Regions from separate parts of the Mus musculus genome. Here region 1 is linked to region 2. The links are chromatin loops, found by intact Hi-C in ENCODE. Cell type or tissue: gastrocnemius. All regions are shown on one strand. Each heading gives the region's core, and the rest is flanking DNA. Links, peaks and the distances in the headings are about the cores only. Region 1 has its middle 3.9 kb from the start of Tectb. Region 2 has its middle 3.9 kb from the start of Gm31418.

Region 1 (2,912 bases), core at 184-2,683, 54 kb after region 2:
GAAAGTCTCCCATGATTTATAATTTGGGTTTTCTTTCAATATTAAATTTTACTGTAATTTAGTCTTTAAAAATACAGTTATCATTTGATATGAACAGTAGAAAACTACCATTGTAATTTTCCAAGTTTTCAACTTTCCCAAAAATACTCAACATGGCCATTGTAATTCTCCGGTGACCATGTATTCATGTGTCTCACGTTTTAACTTCATAGCACATAAAGACTCAGAGTCAAAAAAGCTTATTTTATTCAGTCAACTCTTTGCAACCAATCATGATTACAATGCTGATTTTGAACACTGTGGCTTCTATACAGCACATACTTAACACTCATCCACTGGAAGCTAACATTAGGGACAGCTTACATTCTTACAGTTTACAAAGTACTCGGGAACTGAGAAGACAGCTCTGTTGGTAAAGTGCTTGCCTTGCAAGCAGGAAGATTGAAGTTTGCTCTGCACAACCTACGTCAAAAAAGAATATGAAAGCTGGTATTCATAATCACAGATCTGGGGAGGCAGAGAGAGGTAGATTCCTGGTGCTCACAGCACAGTCAGATGCAGCTACTGAATAAGTCCTAGTCCAGTGAGTGATCCTGTCAGCAGCAGTGGTGGTGGCACCCAAGGAGAAGGAAAAAGAGGAAGGAGGAGGAGGAGGAAGGAGAGGAAGAGGAGGGAGAGGGAGGAGGAGGAGGAAGATTTGATGCCTAAGTTGTCCTCTGCCCTTGGCATACATGGGTACGTGCACACATGTACACATGCACACACGCACACATGCACACATGTACACATGCACACACACATATAGAACTTATACTTGTTCCAAACACTTTGTGTCACTCATTCAGCAAACTACTTGCTAAATCAGCTATGCAAGACAATGGCCTGCACTGCAGCTAATGCTCAATGTAGAGCAGAAGCCCAGCTGCATCCCTTGACTTGAGGAAGCTTTCAAGCTGGTGGAAGGTCTTTATACAACAGCTTGTCTCAGTGCTAACAAAGTCTATAAAGGGAAAGTGAATTGTGCAGTAAGGTGAACTGTTCAGCCCTAGAAGCAGCACATTGGTTTGCTCTGGGAACCAGTAATGAGTTCCTATTCCTGTGTTACTCCCAACAGATTGCTAGTGCCTGTAGGAGCACAGTATAGGAATGACCCTGGTGTCATGTCAGAGACCAGAGGGAAATAATGTCTTGATTAGTGATGTCTAGCATGGGTACAAAAGAGGGAGATGGCAATGTGGGTGCTGTGTGCTCACTTGATGAACCTCGAGTCTGTTTGGAGGCTGTGGGCCTTTGACAGGAAGATGAAGCATGGCTCTGAACCATGCCCATTGAGTGGTAGAGTCTTCACATTCTTCTGCTTTGTGTCCCACATATAATGTTCCCAATGAGGTAACAGTTGGTCTAGTTTCATAGTAGCAGAGCCAAGAAAGCTATAAATCAAGACATTTTTCAAGTGTGTGAGTGGAGGCAACAGGCAGGCAAGTAGCAAGTGGGACTTCCCTATGGATGCTATGGGATGTTGTCTGATGACGCTGCTTAGCCCTTGGGCTGGTGGAATCCAGGAGTATGTTTGTACACTCTGAAAGGTTTACTTAGTAGTCAAAAGGTTTTAGGTCACAAACACAGGTGAGCAATAGTGGCTATTTAGGGGCTTAATAACCCAAAACAATTTGCCCCCCTATCCTGCAATATTACAGTTGTGTATGTTCACAGTTCTGATCACTCACCCTTGGGACTATTAAACAGACGTGGCTCTTTTCTGGACACTTAACAGCTCACAGACACCATAGGCCTCTGTGCATCTGGGGAGCTGCAGGGTCACATGAGGGATAGGCAGATGGCGCTCTATTGAAAGAGGAGCCTTCCTAATCCTCAAGTCCCCTTTCTGAGTGTGCTTTCTTGGACTTTCTCTGGAGAACTGCTCATTCCTGGTTGGAGCCAGCGGAGTCTAGAGTGAAATGCCCACTCATTTGCAAATTGGCAAGCAGTCTCCCACAAAGTGGAAGAAGGCTTGCTTCAGAGCTTACAGGGAACAACGGGGTTCATTTAACAAATCTAACATTTAGTGAACTCAAAACAGTGTGCTGTGAAAATATTAATAAGTTAATAAAGCAGCTTTTCAACTCCAATGCATGCTCATTAGTCTTGGCTCTCTTACCTGAGCAGGGTCCGACTGCAACCTCTTGCCACTGGACCCCTGCGTTTGATTTCTCAGCTACAAAGGAAAATGTTGATTGCCCTTTGCAAAGGGCATCTCTTTTGGACGTGGGCTGGCTCTCCCAAATCATTCCTGATGTTCAAACAGAAAAGGGACCCTTTGTTGCCTATCAACTCATAAAACAAAGATACAGGAGCGACGAGCTCATCTTTTGGATGAGTCTTCCATAAAACTCTCTTTGATGGACTTTAAAAAAAAAATCCTAGGACTGATAAAACCTTTTAACCCAGTTTCCCCGTGTTTGAAGAATCTGCAATGGTCTGAGCCAGAGATCTGCGTTTGAATTCCATCTGCAGGGGTGTCCCTCTTACTCCAAGGGCAACTAGGGCAGAGTATTAAAAAGCAGAGAGAGGACTGAGTGGGGCATCAGAGGGAAGGTAATTACCACAGAAAATAGATGCCTCCCGCCTTTTAACCAACGCCAGTATCAAATACTGTTTGGCCTGAGCACATTTGGTCCCTTTCTGTCTCTTATGCAAATCAAACATCTAGAGACCAGCCTGCCACAAAAGTGGAATCCACTGTCCTACCTCACTCACTCCCCTCACGCTTGAAAGCAGTATCATGTACCTGATTGTTAGCTGATTCTCCACTCCAAGAAATCGTAGGAGAGATCTCTTCTTCTGTCCCCAAATGTTATCCTGATGAGACCTTTCTACAAATCAAAAGCACCTGCCCTTTTGTTAGGGTGGGC
Region 2 (2,912 bases), core at 154-2,653:
TTTACTGGGAAAGGCATTGCCTATGTAAATCTATGAGTGTTAGGAACCACTAGAGATTGCTGGAGAAATAGCTTAGAGGCTCAGCTAAGAAAGAAGACAAACTACGACAAGGGCAGAGAAGGGAGTGAAGGTCAAAGTAGAGACACGGTTGCCCCGTGACACACTGCACTGTTCCACTCTCCAATGTCACATGCAGTTCCTGTTAGTGACCTGTCCCCTCTTCTGGGATGTGAATTCCTTAAATGGAGTGGCTCTGCCTTGTTGCAGAGTCCTGGGACTAATTAGAGGTGGGTCAGGGATGTTGGCCTACTGACGGGGTGCTGAGGAAGCAAAGTGCTAAGGACCCAAAGTGATGCTTATCAGACCCACGACACATTCTCTGTTATCTAAGGGTGCCCGCTATGCTGCCTGGTGTGGGGAATTCCACCCATCCAGCAAGCTCACCCTAAGCATCAGTGTACAAGACAATAACATGTGATTCAGTAGGGACTAAGAGTGTGGCAAAGTGCTTGGGGATTTGTAAACAAAATCTCAGCATCTCTTACAAGTCCCATGGAGCTCCATCTGGGAGAGGGGAGGGGGAGCCAGCCTTCTGCTGCTGCCTGGTCCCCTGGCTTTCATTTTCCCAGGCCCTTGTTCTTCCAAGTTGCTACTTGGAATTGACTCAAAATACATAGCGTTACCAGCAATGTTCAAGTAGCCCATGACAACTACCCCTCCTCTGCAGAGAGGCTAGCGTAAGGGTTCACTGGGAAAGGGACGCCCTGGCCTAGGGTGGAGCAATCTATGTGATTGGTGGTGGTGGTAGTAGGGGTGCCATGTTTTTCTTTAGTTTGGTTTGGGTGTTTGTTTGCTGTTTTGGGGGTTGGGGAATGGTTGACTGCCTTGGTTTGTGGCAAGACACTTGAAGCCCAATACACAGCCACGCCCCCATTCTGGGTGGAGACAAAGCAAAGCTTTGAAGTGAGGTCAGTGTAGTGAGACAGCCAGAAGGGTAGGAAAGGCAAAAGCCAGGCCTGTGGCAGCATCTGCTGTCACTGGGGCCCCTGAGGAAGCACCCAGGAACAGGGACTGGGTGCTCTCATTATCACACCCAGCATGACACCCCAGAACCCCATTCCACATCTAAGTGCAATTGAAGAACTGGATGGCACTGAAGTGGGGTGGATCGGGTTCTGGGAACTGAATGTTGACAATGGACAACCCCCACCCCACCCCCTGCAATGTTACTGTCAAGTTCTCCAGAATGGAGAGAGAGAGGCAGGCGTGCGGTTGCCTTGGAGAATAATGGGCCATCTGAACTGCCTTTGGAAATCTCCTGGTGTAGAGTTCCTCTGCACAGCTTCTTTGTTCCTTTCTCAACATTTGATCCTCTGAGTGCCCATCCAATGAGGAGTTTAAAATCCAGAATACAAGTGCCGAGTGTTCTGGGCCTTGAATTCACAGTGCTGGTCCGTCCTGCCAGTAATTGTTTCCTTCGAGCATCTTTGGCTAAAACAACCAGGCCCCAGCGAGGTCTCTTTACCCCTTGTGCCCAGAAAGCAATGGTCAGGGCTTGACTAAGGCAGGAGTGAGGCCCCAGATAGGGAAAAGGAAATGAAGAGAGTTGATTGGCTGTCAGAGACTGGGTGGAGGCGTGGTGAGGGTCAGCGGTGCAGACCCCTACTGGAAAGGCGGGGAGGCTCCTTCTGCGTGGCTCAGGAGCCCGAGGCCTGCAGTCCTCCTTTCATCCCTAACCTTCCAACTGCCTTCCTGGCCACTGTTTTTGTCTGGGAAATATGCTAACCAAGTTTTTAAAGCGCACTCTCTAATGTCCTGGCCTGAGAATTCATAAAAGATAGTAGACAAGACACCTGGTACTACCAGGGCAGGCCAAGTGGGCAGCTCTGGGAACACGCATGGGCGACCAAGGAAGAGACCATGAGCCCATCTCCAAAGCTTCAGCTCCCAGCTCACCTCCTAGGCTCCTGATCTCAGAACTTCCCCAGCAGAAAACAATATTCTGGATGGGTTTATCACCCAAGCTATTCCTGTGGGATTTGAAGGAAGGGGATGTGGGATGCTGGCTACAGGAGCGACATAATTCCTGAGACAAAGCAAAGGGAGAAGGGAGTTGTCACTGCCGGCAGGGAAGAATTCAGGAGGTCTCCTAAGAGGAGGTGCACCCGTGCTTTCTTCTGGGTCAGCCTCTCTCCAGGAGAAGTAAGACAGAAAAGCAACAGAAAAAGAATCACAAGCCTCTCCCTTGCCATTTGCTTGTTCAAGAGCATCTTAGATGTCAGCATGAACAACTCGGTCTGAGGGAACCACGCGGTCCAGCTTCTCTTGTTCACAGATTCTGAGCCCCATAGTAAGCAGATCCTTAGCCCATGCAGGGCCACTGCTGCATGCCCGCTGAAGTGAAGCATACAAACACTGTAGTTCACCAAACAGCCCTTTCATGACTGGATACCACTCCCTTCTAAGTCCTTTGTCCTCTCCAAAGACACAAATGGCCTGCTGCTTTTAATGCCTGGTGCACCATTCATATTTAGCTTGTCCAAGGGCAACTGGTTTTCTTTGCTTCCCTGTTCACCCTGTTCCATGTGCTGAAAACACAGTAAGTCCACCACAGAATCTCTTTTCTCAAAGTCACTTTCATGAAAGAAGTGCTGTGCCCATTTTACAGATGGGGAAAACAAGGTTTAAATATCAAGGAGAAACATAGGATTTAATTACAGATATAAATAATTTTTCTCCTTCTATGATCTACTATGATTCTAATAAGATTAACCAAAAAAAGGACAGTCCTTTAATTTGAGTTCCTTAGCGTAGACGTAAATACACCAAGACAATTTTCTGGGAGTAGAGAGAGAGAGAGCAATTCAGAGTGGGCATCTTCAGGTAATAGCATGGGCCCAAAGCATTAGTGA

The links. A loop is a pair of places that touch in the nucleus more often than their neighbours do. Peaks named below come from ENCODE experiments on the same cell type or tissue, not always from the same donor. Only the 100,000 strongest peaks of a DNase experiment are listed, where the experiment ranks them.
Region 1: a loop joins it to region 2, with 4 times the contacts of the local background. A loop is called at or near these places in 8 of 42 quality-filtered maps.

What each region holds. Positions count from the first base shown.
Region 1 is chr19:55,175,392-55,178,303 of GRCm38, forward strand. No RefSeq gene overlaps it. Among named protein-coding and RNA genes, the nearest start is that of Tectb, 3.9 kb to the right of the region's middle. In gastrocnemius, for the core only: no CTCF peak of the experiment used is centred there; no DNase peak of the experiment used is centred there.
Region 2 is chr19:55,121,836-55,124,747 of GRCm38, forward strand. It overlaps a transcript of Gpam not described here. Among named protein-coding and RNA genes, the nearest start is that of Gm31418, 3.9 kb to the right of the region's middle. In gastrocnemius, for the core only: no CTCF peak of the experiment used is centred there; DNase peaks (open chromatin) are centred at 640, 915, 1,263 and 1,614.